2 separate regions of the Homo sapiens genome follow, and region 2 is linked to region 1. A link is a loop called in an ENCODE intact Hi-C map of the cell type or tissue named here. Cell type or tissue: mammary epithelial cell. All regions are shown on one strand. Links, peaks and the distances in the headings refer to the core of each region. The heading gives the core; the rest is flanking DNA.

Region 1 (8,350 bases), core at 17-8,016:
ATGAATGGAATGTTCAGAGTGGGCCATAATTTGAAACTGAAATAATACAATCCAAGATTTGGCAAGGGCTTAATTAAAAGACTCAGCCTGCTATGATGCTAGTGTTATATCAAACTAAATTTGGCCTGAGGATGCTCCATACTCTAGTCCTGACATAACAAACTGAAACCTAACTTAGTGCATAAACTGAAAGCCTAAATTAGGAGCATACTTTTATAACAAACAGCTGAGGGTCAGCCAACCACAGCAGTTGAACTTCAGTCAATTGCAGGCGGCCAACTGTTCAAACTATGTTCCAATAAGGCAAACGCTGAAATATAATCAATCGAGCTATCTCTGTACCTCACTTTCATTTTCTGTACCTCATTTCCATTTCCTATCCATAAATATTGTCTGACCACGTTGCAGACCAGAGTTCTCTGAACCTGTTTAGGTTCTGAGGGCTGCCTGGTTTGTGAATTGTTCCCTGATCCATTAAATTTTATCAAACTTAACTTGCTTAAGGTTTTCTTCTGTTAATACTAGGACGCAGACTGCCTCTAACCTATTTATATTAGTCAGGGTAGGCTAGATTATGGTGACAAATAGATCTAATTAAATGTGGTTAGCTCAACACAATAGAAGTTTGTTTATTGCTCATATTAATGACAGGCCCTAGTTTGACAGGAATTAGTTGGTGGTAGTGTTTGTGTGAGTTTTGTTTTGCAGGGAGAAGCTCTTCTCCACACAGCCAGTCTTGAACCAAGACTATGACAGCTCTGGCATCTTGAGTTTGTGGTCCCCGAGGTTACCCTTGAGATCATCTCTTTTCCCAAGTTGAAAGGAGCAAAACTCACAGAGGAACATGTGGAAGGGTTTTATGTTCATGCCTATAAGTTGTATGTATCACTTCTGATTAGCTATAATTCAGTCATATGACCAATATAACCATAAGGGACATTGGGAAATGTAGCTTGGCTGTGTTTCTGGGAAAAACAGGAGAAAGGGTTTGCCAACATCATTAATTACCAACTTAGGCAAAAGAAATTCTACTTGTAGATCAGCTAATGTTACAGAAGGAATATATTAGGGGTCAAATAGGGTTTTGTAAGTTATCCCTACAGCATTCCACGTGTGTGTATGTGTGTGCGTGTGTGTGTGTGTGTGTGTGTGTGTATTTCTTGTTATAGCACTTTTCATCTTTTTCTTCCTGTCCTTTCTTCTCTGGTAGAGTTTATTGGAAGAGACAGGTTTTGGAGTGAGAGGAACTGGGATTGCAGTCCAGCCAGCTCTTCTACATTTCAGCTACATAGCCTCATCAAGTTTTAGTTTCCTCATCAGTCAAATTAGGGCAATAATGTGTAGGCACTAGAAGGCCAGTCTGGCATGAGATATGATGTCAGAGAGATTCTGTGTTTTGGCCACATCTGCTCATATTAGAACAATCTGGTCACTAGAAAAATAGGAAATAAAATACCTTTGAGCTTGACTTTAAAAAGTCACTTAAAATTTTTATTCTTTTTTTTTACATTAACTTTATTAAGATAAGCTTTATAAACAACAACATTCAATGATTTAAGTGTCCAATTTGATAAATGTTAACAAGTGTAGATAGTACTGTAATGGTAGTCATAATAGAGAATATTAATATGTATTTCCAATACCCCAAACCTTCCCTTATGTTTCTCTGCAGTCAATATATTCCCATTCCACCCCTGGCCCTGATAACCATTGGCATCATTTCTGTCAATGCAGCTTTTCCTTTTCTGGAACTTCATATAAACGAAATCATAAAGTTTTATGTGTGGTCTCTTTCATTTAGCGTGATGTTTTGAGTTATAGCCATGCTTTGTGTATATCAATAGTTAGTTTCTTTTCAATGAATATTATTCTATTGTATAGATATACCAAATTTATTTATAAATTCTATGCCTCAGTTCATAGACATTTGTATTTTTTGGCTTGGCTAATGTGAATACATCTGTCATGAAAATTTGAGCACAAGTCTTTGTGTGGACACATATTTTCATTTCTCCTGAGTAAATACCTAGGAACTGGACTTCAATGTCTGTCTTGCTTTGTTTTAATGCTTAATAATTTATATATGTTTGCTAACCTGGCTTATATCTCTACATTGGGGAGGAAAACATTTTGCATAAAAGACAATAAATTTTGTTTACATGATTGGGATATGCCCCTATTTAATACCTTGACTGCTTTATATAGTAATCTCTCAAGCTTGGCCAGTGTGAATTTGACAGACAAATAGCAACATAAGAGCTATAGTTATGTTTCTTCCACATATTAAGTTTCTTAAGTTTCTTCCATGTATGAAGCACTGAACTTGGTAAGGTCTTAACAATAGCAACAACAAGTATTTAAACATCAACAACTCTGTCACTGATAAAGTTTTATGTTATTTTTAAAATGTAGAAACTTAAGCATAAAGATGATTATACTTGCCCAAAGTAACTAATTAGAAAGGGGTACAGAATGAAGTCCAAACCCTGATCTACCTGATTTTCAATCCCATACATTTTCCATTGATCTATGTTTTTGAACCTTCAAAGCTGCAGAAAACTTTCTGGCAATGGAGATCTCGTTCATGGTTTTGTCTGTAGGAAGAACCATCTGAGTGTCTTGCAGCTCCTCTCCCTTTACTAGGCACCTTTTTGCCTATGGCAGATTATGCAGAGCAAATATTGCCCATTACTTTCTGCATTACATAAAGTCAATTTGGATTTTTGAATAATTATTTCCATCAGACTCTCAATACAAAGTTTATGAAGATAGGTATACTTAATAGTTTAAATAATGAATATTATAGCAATCCTAGATAATAGAGAAGTCTTCAAAAAATTAATCACCACCTCAAAAAGGCAAGATAGTCTCTTACAGTTGACAAACCCCTTAGCAACACAAACAAAGCCCTATAAATCCTCCTAACATTTTCCCCCTTCCCTTTAAGTGTACCATGTTGGGCTGACTCTATATCATCTAACCTTAACATCATTCATGATCTAGACAATGACAAAAAGAGGATAATAGCAGTTCAATGTACTTTTAAAATGCCTTATCTTTATAAATAATATTGAAATCTCTTTGCTATTTTATCTATGCCTTGCATGTAAGGCAAGAATGGTGTTTTGCTCATAGGAAGTTCTCAAATTAGTACTTATTTGAGTACAAGGTCAATTTGTCACTTCCTCTTTCTATTAGTTTTGATTATACCATGCTAGAAGTATGAAATTATTTTCTATTAATAAGGAATTGTTTCAGCAATGGCTGAAGCAGAGAGTACTTGCAGATGTAATCTCAAAAGGTATGTAATGTGATTGAATAAAATAAAATAACTTCAATTATTTTCAATCTCATTATATCATTAAATTTATGCTATTTATTTAGCAGGGTGGGTGATCCAGGAAAAGACATAGGTTCATTTGAGTGATACTAGAAGCAATAGCTAGGGGATCTTAATTGCTCCACTGATGAACAAATTTTTTTTCCTTCTACTTCTCTGTTCTTCCCTTTCTAGTAAAGCTTACTGGAAGAGACACAGTTTTGGAGTAGGATGATCTGGGATTGAAGGCAGGCTCTTTTGCTTTACATCTAACTGATGTCTTCAAGTTTTAGGTTTCTACTGAGCAAAACAAAGATAATAATATCTTCTCATATGACTGTTGTGAGAATTAAGTGGCTGCTTACGCTACTCTCTAAGGTAGGAAATACAGAAAGAGAACGAGCTTAGATGGGTAATATAAACTTTATTCCTGTGATGAACTCAGGCGCCTGTCAGACATTTGTAAAATATTTAAAAGGTGATGAGTAGGTAGGGTAAATTTGGACAGCCAGATCAGAAGTGTAGAGTTTTGTGAGGTGTCAGATGGAATGACTGTTGTTTGCTCAAGGAGAGAATGTAGAGTCAGCAAGACTCTGGGAACACAGGGCAGAGACCCTGGGTGCATCAGCATGTCAGGAGTGGGCAGCAGTGCCTCAAAAGCAATGTAGAAGTTTCCAGAGTGGAAATGCATAACCATGTTCTTCTGCATCTTTGTGGGCTGGAGTACAGCACTGTGCTATTTTTGTGAGGCTTTTGTGCAGTTGATTAAAAAAATAGTATCTTTGAAAAGAACATTAGAGAACACCAAGGGAAACTTATAATTGCCTAAACATTTAAGTTTTCTAAGTTGTTGATGACAGCTGGTCGAGCAGTCTTTTCTTCTACTCTCCAATTTAGAGGGAAATGCTGCCAACAATCTCTCACCAGCAGAGGGACCAACCTGGATGCTTTCCTTGTAGCAGAGGCTGCTCTGGGGGTGAAAGTGAAACGAGAGCACCCAGGCTGTCTGATGGTAAAGTCTGCATCCTCGGCTTGATCTGGCCTCACTTTTGGCTCCATTTAACAAACATCCTACTTACTGAGCATCTATCACATATTGTGTTGGGCAACTGGGACAAAATATGACTGAGAAGCAGTCTCTGCCAATAGGAATTTTACAATCTAATGCAAGATTGAGCCATACCAATTCATGGAGACAAACACAAAAAGGAATGCCTAACACCATGCCTGGCCCCAGTTTTAAAATATTTTCTTTAACTGGAAGAGAGTTTTCCATTATGTACCTTCTCTCAGGCAATATTAGATTTGTATCTGTATTATGGAAAAGGTATTATTACCTCCATTTTTTAAAAGGGCAAATTAAGTCTAAGAGACTTCAATTTGCCTAGGATTACAAAGTCAACAAAAGGTAAAGATAAAATATTAGCTGGTTATGTTTGGACTGCAAAGCCCAGTTCATTACACAACACTATTTAGAAATGCAGAAAACCAACTGTGAAATTTTAAATGAGAATACACTGTTTACCTGCTAAATTCAAGAGAGGAAGAGAGGTCAGGGAGAAAGAAGGGACGATGGTGAGGAGGAAAGAAAAAAAAAGAGACAGGAAAAGGTGAGAAGAAAGACAATGCAAAGAAGTAGAAAGAGTGAGGAAAGAAAGTTAAAAGAACTAAGAGGTACAGGTGATAATGCTTTCCTGAGCTAAAGATAAACATCCCTTCCAGCCAATAATATTTATAAAAATTTCTTCTCCAGCATTCAGAAGGTGAAAGAAGATCATTACTCAGTAGGACCTCTTCAAAGGGTGAGTAAAAGCTGTAGAGTTAATAATGTTAAAAAATCTTTCCCCAAAATCAAGAAAAGCAGGAGAAATAAAAATAAAGCTCAAAGGGAAAATGGAACCAAAGATAAAAATCAGACCATGCTATTACTAACTCAAAGACTTGAAATGAGCAGAATAATATTTATAGACCTGTGGGCTGTGAAATGAAGGGATCTGTTTCTCTGGCATGCATATGTCAAATATAAATGCATGTGTATATGGACTTCATAACTTGCCTATCTTACTTTTATTTGAGGATCTACAAAATGTGATAGAAAAATGTAAAACTTGAAGTTAGAAACCTTTGAGTATGGCTCTCACATTTTACACAATTACTTGGGAAAATAATGTATATCAACCTCAGGGTCTTCAATTGTAAAATGGAAACAACATTCCAGCCATATCTATAAAACTTGTTATGATCAATTATCTTGAATCAAATGAAATGAGGTAGTAGTGGCATCATGATTAAGATCATAGGCTGTTTGGTAAGTGCTGGGTTTGAATTAAGGACCTGCTGTTTAACACTAAGCAAACTCTTTTACTTTGGTAAGCATCATTTTCTTGTCTATAGAATGGGGATAATAACAGTACTAAAGTCATGATGAGGTTATGGGAATTGTTTGGGATCACGCATATCATTGCCTGGCACAGTACCTGGTAAGCAGTAAGTTGTCAAATAATGCTATTTGATGATTGTAAGGATGGTGACAATGCATGACAATGACAAAGATAATCATGATGGTTATGCTTGGGAGGATATAATATCCTCTGGAAAGTCTTCCCTCACCTCATTCTTACCTCTGCAGGAGACACAAATGTCCACCTCTATGTTACTGTATGATTTTGAACATACTTCCACTATAGATCTTTGTTAAATAATGATACTGACAGGATGAAGGGAGTGATGATGCTGTAAGATTTATTAGGCACAGTATAGGTAGATAGCATATTATCTATCCTCTCCTGGTAGAGTGCCTCAATCCTGAGCTGAGTCATATCAATACAATCTTTTAAAAGATACTGTGAATGGCTGCTTTCTCACATGGCTCTCTTCACCTTCAAACCCACAATAGCAAGTATTTTTCATTCTTTGGATCTCTCTGATTTCCTCTTCTGCTACCAGTTAAAGACAATTCTGTGCTTTTAAAGAATAATGTGATTAGATTTGGTTGATTTAATGAAGTAATCTCCCTTTCCGTGAACTAAAGGTCAATTGATTAGTAGCCTAATCATTGATTAATAAGCCTACTAATTGATTAGTAGTATGATTTTGACTATACGACTACTATAGATGCTATTAAATAATCCCGTTGTCACTAAATTTCCTGTTCTTCTGTCCTGCAAATTTATGAGCATCATGAGATTCTGTTCCCTCACTGCCTTAGACATAGTAGACTTTCAAAGAATATCTGCTATAATATTCTGGGATTGCACACTGTAAACTCTAAAGCAGTAGAGGCATGCTCACTAGTGTAACTGTAATTGTTTATATAGGTTTTTTCTCCTGTTCAATTTTTTTTTTTAAATAATAAGCATTCAGTGTGTTGGGAAGGTGTCCAATATCACCACCACCTGTGATTCTGAAAACAGCTGTTTTTTGTTTGGTATAAAAGCAAGGAGGAAGAAATTGACTTGGAACTGGAGGTACTTAATAACAGCACAAAAGATAAACAATACAAACCTTGTTGATGAAAATGTGGTCATAGAAGACCAGCATAACTATCTCCTGGGATCTCATTAGACAAGCAAAGTCTCAGGCCCCATCCAAAACCTATTGAATTGGAATTTGCATTTAACAAAATTCTCAAGGGATTCCTGAATTTGAGATGCTCTGCTCTAAAACCCTTGGCATAGTCACTGAAGTAGGCAGAGAGCTCTTTTTCTGAATTATCTTCAGGAAACGGCACTTAGAAAGAAGCAAACATCTACAGATCAACTCTATGTACCAAGCTCAGGATAGGTGCTTTGATACACATTTTACTTTAAACCACCCAGTGTTCTTATAAAGTGTATGCTGTTATCATTCTTCTTCTTTTTTTTTTTTTTCCTGAGACACAGTCTCACTCTATCATCCAGGCTGGAGTGCAGTGGTGCGATCTTGGCTGACTGCAACCTCCGCCTCCCAGGATCAAGCAATTCTCCTGCCTCACCCTCCCAAGTAGCTGGGATTACAGGTGCACACCACCATGCCTGGCTAATTTTTGTATTTTTAGTAGAGATGGGGTTTCACCATTTTGGCCAGGCTGGTCTTGAACTCCTGACCTCAAATGATCCATCCGCCTCAGCCTCCCAAAGTGCTGAGATTATAGGTGTGAGCCACTGTGCCCAGCCATTATCATTCTTTTATAGATAAAACCATGATGCTCAGAGACAATGAATAAGGTAGGCAAGGTCACACAGTAAGCAAGTTGCAAAGTTTGAATATGATGTGATGATGCTGCTTCAAAGTCAATGTTTGCAGGAATCCTAAGCAGTCACATGAAGCCCTAATTTAGCGAACCTGTTCTTAGCCTCCAAACCTCCCATCCAGAACCATTACCTCTATCTGAAGTTGTGCATTGGCACACCTTGTTTAAAGGCCAGACTTCAAATTCAGGCAGGTATGTGTTGAAATCTCAGCTTCTCTATTTATTTGCTATGAAACATTAATATTCCTGTACCCAAACAGCAAAAACACTCCCTCCACAGGGCTGCTACAATGACTTAATATCATGTGCAATAAGCACTTGGCACAGTCCTTAACGGACAGTAAGTGTTCAACAAATACTAGATGCTACTCCAATTAAACTATTTCTTTCTAAAAACCTTCTCAATTTGATATAAATAACACTCCCCAAAATGTCTTAATGAAAGTATTGCTTATTCCTGTGTTTTATAGTCAACGGCCGTTTTTTTTAATACACTTGGTTATTTCAAAAGAACTCACACCAAAATATCTAATTCCAAACTCATGATTTCCTCTATATATTTCACTATAGCTTAAGCTATCTTTGGCATATCAATTACTATATTATACTGTAATTAATTTTTATTCCCACTGCAGTATGATTTATTTAATATCAGACACAATCTTTTATTCATATTTTGAATCTGCAGTCCCTAGGACAGTGCCTTGCACATCAAAAACATTAAGTGATTTTATATGTCATTGGTCTAGATATGCTTATACTTGGGTATGACCATAGAAATAGCATTTTTAATTGTCTCA
Region 2 (8,350 bases), core at 101-8,100, 280 kb after region 1:
ATATCCAAAGTTCTACTTGAAGACTTACTTCTCCCTTGAACCAACTGCATTCATTGTACCTCCCCTAACTGACGCTCACAGCTTGGGTCTCGTCTCTCTGTTAGGACATGTAAGCACCATGACTTACTTTTTAAAATATTTCTTTTTGAAAACTGGAGAAAAAAAATTTCAAATGACTGGTTATCTGTCATTTTTTTTTTTTTTGAGGTATATAAAGTCAAAAGTGAAACTCTCCCTTCCCTTTATCTCTCCTTCCAATCACAACTTTCAGAAATGTTCATTAACTGTTTGATACATAAATTTGAAGCTTTCATTATTCAAGGATATATTAACCTATACGTGCTGTGAAGAGATACATAATTTCATATATGATTGTACATACTTTTAAATGAAATTTTATCTTATACATATATTTCCAGCTTGATTTTTTCCCAACAAAATGCATTATGTATCTTTTGACTTTAGTTAACCTACATGTACTCCATAGTTTGTAATGACCGTGGTACTCTTCCACTGGATGAACACCACACACAGTATTTAACTATTTGTCCATTGACTGGCATTTAAGTTCCTCACTGATTCTAACACTACCACAATGCTGCAATGATTCTCATACCCACATATACTTTTAATCCAAACATTTTACTGTGGTAGATTTCTGAAAATGAGCATTGGTACTTTAATTTTTAACTGAGGCTCCAAATTGCTCTCCAGAATATTTTGACCAATCTATACTTTCACTAACACCATCTGAGAATGCCCATTTCCCAAATCCCTGTCAATATAGATATTATCTATCAACACTGAAAACTTATTGTAAGTTTTGTGAGGAAAAAATGCATGTTTCGTTACTATTGAATTTTGTATTTCCCTGAGGTGTGAAGTAAGTTTAAGCATCTTTTCACGTCATGTAAATTTCAATTTTTTTCCTGAATTGCTCGTTCATATGTTGCCTATTTTTCTGTTTGACTGTTTATCTTTCCTAAAATTTTATTTGTAGAAAAAAAAGTGTCATAAAGCCCTATGTCTGTTCTGTATGCTACATTTTCCTTTCAGCATGTCATTGTTTTTTAACTTTATGCATAGAGCTGAGCCACATAAGAAGTGTTTTACATTTAAATTTGCTTGTTAATAGATACGCAGTTAAATTTGTTACTATTTTACTTATGACAACTATGTTTTGTCACGCTAAAACTGGTTTCACTACTTCAAAGTTAAAAAACTGCCTTCCATACTTTCACATCACTGTATTTTTCATGTAATATTATTGAAAATTATTTTTGTGTAATTGGGACTCCTTCGATAATTTATGTCTTGCTAGAAAAGAATCCATTTTATGTATTTCTAATTTATTTCTATATTTATGCAAACAAAATCTCATTATTTTGTTTAATCTCACTTGTATCTATAATTATACCTTATACTTTTCATTCCTATTTTTTTAACGTTAAAAATTTTCTGTGTCAGTCCTGCTAGGTTATTTTTTTTATTTTCATGTTTTTACAGAAATACATTTTATCTTTTTCATTCTTAACTTTAATTTTAGTTTTACAAAATATTAATTTTTAACTTTATTAAGCTTTTTTCTATCATAATTTTTTGTTTTGTTTTCTAGTTTCTAAAGTTGAATTAGTTGACTTATTTGTAATAATTTTTAAGGTACATAAAATTATATATTTTACTCTGAGTACAGTTACAGCGGCATCTCTTAATTTTAAAAAACATACTTGCATTTCTTTAATTTCTAAATAGTTTATATTTTTAATTTTGATTTGCTTTTTGAATATCTATTTGCAGCAGCAGAGAAGATTTGAATCTAGTTAGGAAATTAAATATATCTGGGCATATCTACTAAACTTGTACGAGCTGTGTAAGTAAATTCTCTCTTTTCCTCTACATATGGAGAATATTAGTAGAGTTGGGCTGGGAGAAAGCACCAGTTCTAGAATGGAAAGTGAAAGAAAAGAATGGCAGCATTTTCCTCAGACATTGGCCTAAAAGCCACTGAAAGGAATAGCACACTTGCCATCAGCTTTTTTGAACAAGGGCCTGAAGAAGCTGAAGGAGCTGTTTTACAAAGAAACCTCCTGACACGGTAGCATATGCCATCCAACTTTTGAAACCCAGATGAAAAGTAGGACAGTGAAGGAAAAGGAGGGCCACACTTTTTCTTTTTCTGCTGAACACAGTGTAGCTCCAATATATTAAAGCTTCTAGGAAAGGCTTTGGTCCCTCTCATCTATTCTATATGTAAATATTTTTAAGAACCTGTTTCATGCTAAGCACTGTGCTTGTCCTTGAAGAAGCAGTGAGGAACAGTGTTGGCTTCATCATAGGCTGAATCCTCAGCATGGACACGTGCCCTATCAAATTGAACACTGGTAGCCAAGGGCAGTGGGAGGTTAGCATGGGGATGTGGGAATCACTCCCCTGCCAAGTGGCCTCGGAAGTGGAAGACCACCAAAAAGGGAGACTGAGGAGAACATCAGAAAGTTGATGTAAGCATATCTAAAACTTCTGGCTAGAACCACACGAACACTTGGGTAAAATATGAGTGGGATTTGCAAAGGTTCCACATTCACAGATTAGAAAAAGACCTAGAATTATGTAGATTATTACAATTTATACATCCCTTGTAATTGTTTTCCAAGACTGGTGATGCCATTGCATAAGTATTTGCTCAGTACTGACAATTGACCAAAAATTGGTAGAGGGAAATGAGGTAAAGGGACTTTACCTTTGTTACTGTTATATACTGATTCATCCTCTGTATCTTCTTCGTTCTAAGAAAAAGATTTCAACATCATCTACATAACATACGTGCCAGATTTCTATGTTCCTAGGACTGTGTACATAGCATATTATTTAGTCAGTAAAATATTAATAACTCTGAGCAGTAATTATCATCATCATGGCTACTGAGGAGGAGACAAGCTGAAGGAGATTGACTCACTTACTAAAGTCACATAACTAACATAGGATAGAGTCCTTTCCAGGGAACAGTATATTTTCAGCCAATGTCTTTTGAACCAACGATGGTGTAAGTCATAGCTTTATTACTCATTCAGTTGCAAGAATTTAAACTGGGGTCTGGTGAGTCATAACCACTGAGCAATCACAAAGAGCTTGTAATCATTACCCATTTCAGAGTAACCTACAATAAAACCTACTTAAAAATGATCACTTTTCACCACAGATAGATCTGTAGAGGTGTAAAACAATATTATCAGATGTAATTATCTGAAGTGAAGTACTGCAGTGGGCACAAATATGGAAGAAGTGAGTATTAATTTTATTAAAATTGTTCATTAGAGTTAATCATTTGTTTATTCAAATGTATGCCCTAAGCACCTCCACATTACCAAATACTATGCTAGACAGTATGAGAGAAAAGACATAAACTCTTTACTAGAAGGAATTTACAGTTTAGCCAGGTAGATTAGATTCGTACTCCCGTTGGAAAGCACCGTCTATCATCTGAAACATACAAATAGCACATGGTAGAAAGAACACTGGGACTGGATTTCTTCCCCCATCGCTGATCAGAGGTGGAGCTTCTTCCCATCATACTTCCTCACTGGAGCACAGTTTTATTACCACTAAGATAAAAAATATGGTCTAGGGGACTGCTAAGATCTACAACATTTTTAAGTACAAGAATTTTATAAATGATTTAGGAGAGACTTTCCTGCAGTATCAGGAAAAACACTAAAGGAGAAAAATTGTATTTGAATTGGATCATGAAAGATTTAATTTGAGAATCTTCATAACAAACGGGAAGAAGTCAGATTTTAGGAAAAATATGTTTATTATAAAAGTAATATTATATTAAGTAATATTGTTGATTTAGCCACAAAACAGTTCATGGTCTTCAGTATGTGTGGAGAGTGTTTTAGGAAGTGGTAGCAAGATGTTGGAAAATTTCAACAAAAATGTTCTAGAGATTATAATTTAAATTCTTTGCATCATCTACACCTTTCCAGTTTAAAACAAATTTTGCCTTTAGTGTCATTTGAAAATTGTCTGCATACCAACATGCATTCTTTTTAATTTAATAGCAAACTGAGTTATGCAATTTGTTCACATTTCAATACCTTTCCTTACATGCTATAAAATTGATAGATCTTGTTTAGGAGTTCCTGTTTATGTTGAAATCACACCAGTATCAATCTTTATCTTGCATATATTTTTGCAAATATTTCTTGATTGTGTACCTTAACACTGAAATATTCTCGTGAACATTTTAAAAAATCAATCATCTTGATGTCAAGCAAACATTTGGTTGACTGAATTGTTGAGCATTCATCCAGATGTTAAAAATAACCAAGACTGTGTGTGTGTGTGTGTGTGTGTGTGTGTGTGTGAGATACAGTGTCTTCATATATTTAGATTTATTCTTTGGATACACAGATCTTGAAATTCCCCTAGTTTTATCTGTGGAACAAATTAGAATCACTACTAATAGTGCCACCTTGTGTCTAAAATTTAAAATCATGGGTACGTTTATATATTACAGAAGTTTCAAGTTAAAAATAATTATATAAATTAATCTACATCAAATTTCTCTTTCAAAATTCAGCAGTTGGAGGTCTAGCCAGGCAAGTGACGTGTTTAAAGCCACTCAGTCAGTGAGTGGTGCAGCTGAGACTAAAACCCAAGAATCATAATACTTGGTTTGGTACTTTTTAAAAATATATCACATTTTTTAGAGAAGTCACTTTTTATGACAAAAGCAAAGTAATCAATTTTAGGTTTAATAAAGCCAGGTGTAGATTTAATATTCATTTAATTTTAATTTATTGCCACAGTAAGATTCAGTTTTGATATGTAACTACTGTAAAATCCTAATAGTTAATGAATGTGTATTGCAATAATGTAGGCACCTATTATTAATGGGTATCAGGGACAATTAACGTGAAGAATATTATCTTTTCAGTTGTTTTTTAAACATATTAATTTAAAAGAAGTCATTCAAGATTTCTTCTCCCACATTATCTGATTTTATACTGCATTTAATGCATTAATCCACACCAGTCTTCAGAAGTAATTTTTAAGAGAGGATTGAGAGTACATGGCACAATGGTGGTGCAACAATGAACAGTCCAAAGCAGTTTTGATAGACTTATTAGTCTATAATAGACTTTTTGATAGACTTTTCATCCGAATATTAGCAAACTGCTATATTGTGTACTTTTATAGAATCTTTATATTTTCAGACCTCCTTCAACTGACTTTATATCAGATTTTCAATCAACAAATATCTATTAAGGATAACACTGAGCTGTTCATAATAAAATGTAAAAAACAAAAAAAAAAAAGGTGGAGTACATTGTCTTTGTCTTCACCCTGAGAGTACATAAGCATTTTTTAGTAAACTTTCAAAATTAAGGATATAGCTGGGCACAGTAGCATGCACCTATAGTCCCAGCTACTCAGGAGGTAGAGGCAGAAGGATTACTTGAGCCTGGGAGTTTTCATCTAGCCTAGGCAATATAGTGAGATCCCCAACTGTAAAAAAAAAATTAAGAATGATTTACTAACACACCATCAAACATTCACATTACTTCTATTTTTTAATGGTGGAGAAATGGAAAGCATTTTAAATGATGGGAAACAGAAGGAAAACGAAGAAATCAATATTTATTGGCCACTTGTGATACGCTGGGAACGTCACAATTGCTTTAATCCGCTAATTTGAGAAAGGGCTTCAGAAATTTTTACCCACAGCCCCCACTTTAATCCTCCATAGTTATATTACGTCCAGATTCTAACTTGCTGTTCTGCTTGGTTTACTCTTCCAGAAGTATGAAGCTTAATATTATGGCTGAAAATTGGCCTTCAAACAATAGAAACAAAAAACTTACTTTATGGCATGCATTTCTAGATTTTGGAATTAATAAACTTACTATACTTGAAGTTAGTTTACTTGTTTAGTAAATGTCTAGTATACCTTTACAAGATGGACTATGTTTTTTGGTCAATATTTCTAAACAGGAGCAAGTTTAGCTAATAGGACTTTTCCAGGGTGAAAATATGAAGATTTTCAAATGCATCCAGTTGTCTGATAGAACTCATTCCACCGCAGCAAAAGCAATACAGCAGAAACTAGGAGTCATTTTCCTTAGGTGCTTCCATTATAGAAATATAGTCATGGAATCTGAATAAAAAATGTGGTCATAGAGTACACAAAATAACAATAACAATAATAATAATGACGTGGCCCATTTTACTTCAATGGTTTTACACAAATTTGGTTATGTCAGCTTGATTGCCGTAATAGTAATTCTAATATTAAGAGAAGGGTCCCTTGTACTATGCTTTAGAAAACTATAGAAAGAGGCTGGGCGCGGTGGCCCACGCCTGTAATCAGAGCACTCTGGGAGGCCGAGGCGGGCGGATTACGAGGCCAGGAGATTGAGACCATACTGGCTAACACGGTGAAACCCCGTCTCTACTAAAAATACAGAAAAAATTAGCCAGGCGTGGTGGCAGGTGCCTGTAGTTCCAGCTACTCCGAAGGCTGAGGCAGGAGAATCGCTTAAGTCCGGGAGGCAGTGGTTGCAGTGAGCAGTGATCGAGCCACTGCACTCCAGCCTGGGCGACAGACGGAGACTCCGTTTCAAAAAAAAAAAAAAGTATGGAAAGAAAAACCAAGGCATGGTAAAACATGTGGAAAAGAAGAAGACGAGGAAGAGGGGAAATTCTCAAAGCCATAGCTAGGTTTCTAAGATGCCAGGCAACCCAATGATTGAATTCAAAGGAAAAAATAAATAAATAACAACAATTTGACCTCATAAAAAATTAGATGACTTGATATATCATTCAGAATTCATACATTTAAAAAATTTCAATAGTTGTTTTGCTTCTGTAAGTTGCCTATTTAGGGAGGAGATCAGAATACTAATCTCCAATGTGAAAAAAAAATGTACACCTAAATATCAGTGAAGTACATGGTTTAACCTACTAGCTACTTTCTAGCACTGGTCTCTATTTATTAGGTAAGAATTTTCTGAGTTTTGAAAGAATAGGCTTTCTGAAGGTTGCAAAATTTCCCATAGTGACTGTTAAGACTTCACTACAGAACACTGTATTTTTTTAAGAAACTACCACTCACAGTATTTCAGATAAAATATAAATATGATCTACAAATGTGACATCTTCTGGGGTAAAGAATAAAATAAAGGCTGTGTCAGGAACAAAAGAGATTAATTTAATAGTATTTCAGGACTGTTAACTAACTCCTGGCATTTATGAAATATTAAGAGAAGGATTTATCTACTGACCTGAAAGGAAAATGAGAAAGCTATGTACTGAGACATACTAAAATATTTGTCTCAGCTTAGAGACTTTATAAATTAACATGCTTAAGAATCAGGCTTCAAATCATTTTTAAACATTTGAAAAGCTTGGTGTCCAGAAATATAAAGTGGATAAGGAGAAAAGAAGTGGCTGGATTACTCAACATAACATCTACAGTGGGTTAGGGTAGCAAAGAATAACTGCACAGGCATTTCTCCAAACCTGTTTGGTGCTATCAGTTCAGAGAAAACCATGCACATCCACATCCACATGCACATGCCCAAATGCACATACACCCACTGCTATAATTGGCTAGCCAAATCACAATGTCATTAGGAAATTCAAACATATATAGGTACTACTTTTTAAAGAAACTGGAGTATTTTAGCATCATCAGTGAATATTTGCTTCAGGGAAATCTTTAGAAAGCTATCTGAGGGATCATCCCATTTAAAAAAAATGGGTAAAATTTCTGGAAAGACCAAGTATTAAAAGTGGGTTTTTAGGTGTTAATTCAAATAAGGTTATGAAATATAATTATTTCAGCTTTTCTTTATTTTGCTATTTTTTACAATAAATATTATTTTCATAATAAGAAATACGGTTTATTCTAAACGAACTAAACCAAGAAAAGAAGATAATAAATACAAAATTCTGGGACAAAGTTTTTTAAAGAATGATGGAACATTTTCTGTGAGTCAGAAATCAGAGCTGTGGACCTTAGATTGCTCACAGTGTTGGTCAATTGGAAAGCAGATGAAACATTAACTTACATCCATGTAATTAATTCCCTAGAAAGTGCATCTATTTCGGGCCAGCTAACAACCAGGCAATTTGAAATATCAAGGAAAGAAGTAAGAAATAAAGGGAAGAAAGGGGAAGTAAGGAAAGATGGGAGGTAGGGAGGAAAAAAAAGTAAAAGATGAGAAAAAATGTGTATAAGATATGTAATAAATCTTATAATTAATTAAATCTCATATTGTATACTTCACCCTTCCTACATATAATACTATTTATTCTCACAGCAACTGTTTTTAAAATAGGTATAAGA

The links. Peaks named below come from ENCODE experiments on the same cell type or tissue, not always from the same donor. Only the 100,000 strongest peaks of a DNase experiment are listed, where the experiment ranks them.
Region 2: a loop joins it to region 1, with 16 times the contacts of the local background. A loop is called at or near these places in 9 of 110 quality-filtered maps.

What each region holds. Positions count from the first base shown.
Region 1 is chr11:80,723,289-80,731,638 of GRCh38, forward strand. LOC105369409 (a long non-coding RNA gene) reads left to right here. Exons shown (of 3, transcript XR_001748502.2): 2 at 5,073-5,121. Among named protein-coding and RNA genes, the nearest start is that of LINC02720, 35 kb to the right of the region's middle. In mammary epithelial cell, for the core only: a CTCF peak has its summit at 4,241 (motif pointing right); no DNase peak of the experiment used is centred there.
Region 2 is chr11:81,002,776-81,011,125 of GRCh38, forward strand. No RefSeq gene overlaps it. Among named protein-coding and RNA genes, the nearest start is that of LINC02720, 240 kb to the left of the region's middle. In mammary epithelial cell, for the core only: a CTCF peak has its summit at 4,474 (motif pointing left); a DNase peak (open chromatin) is centred at 3,006; H3K27ac peaks cover 1,842 bases.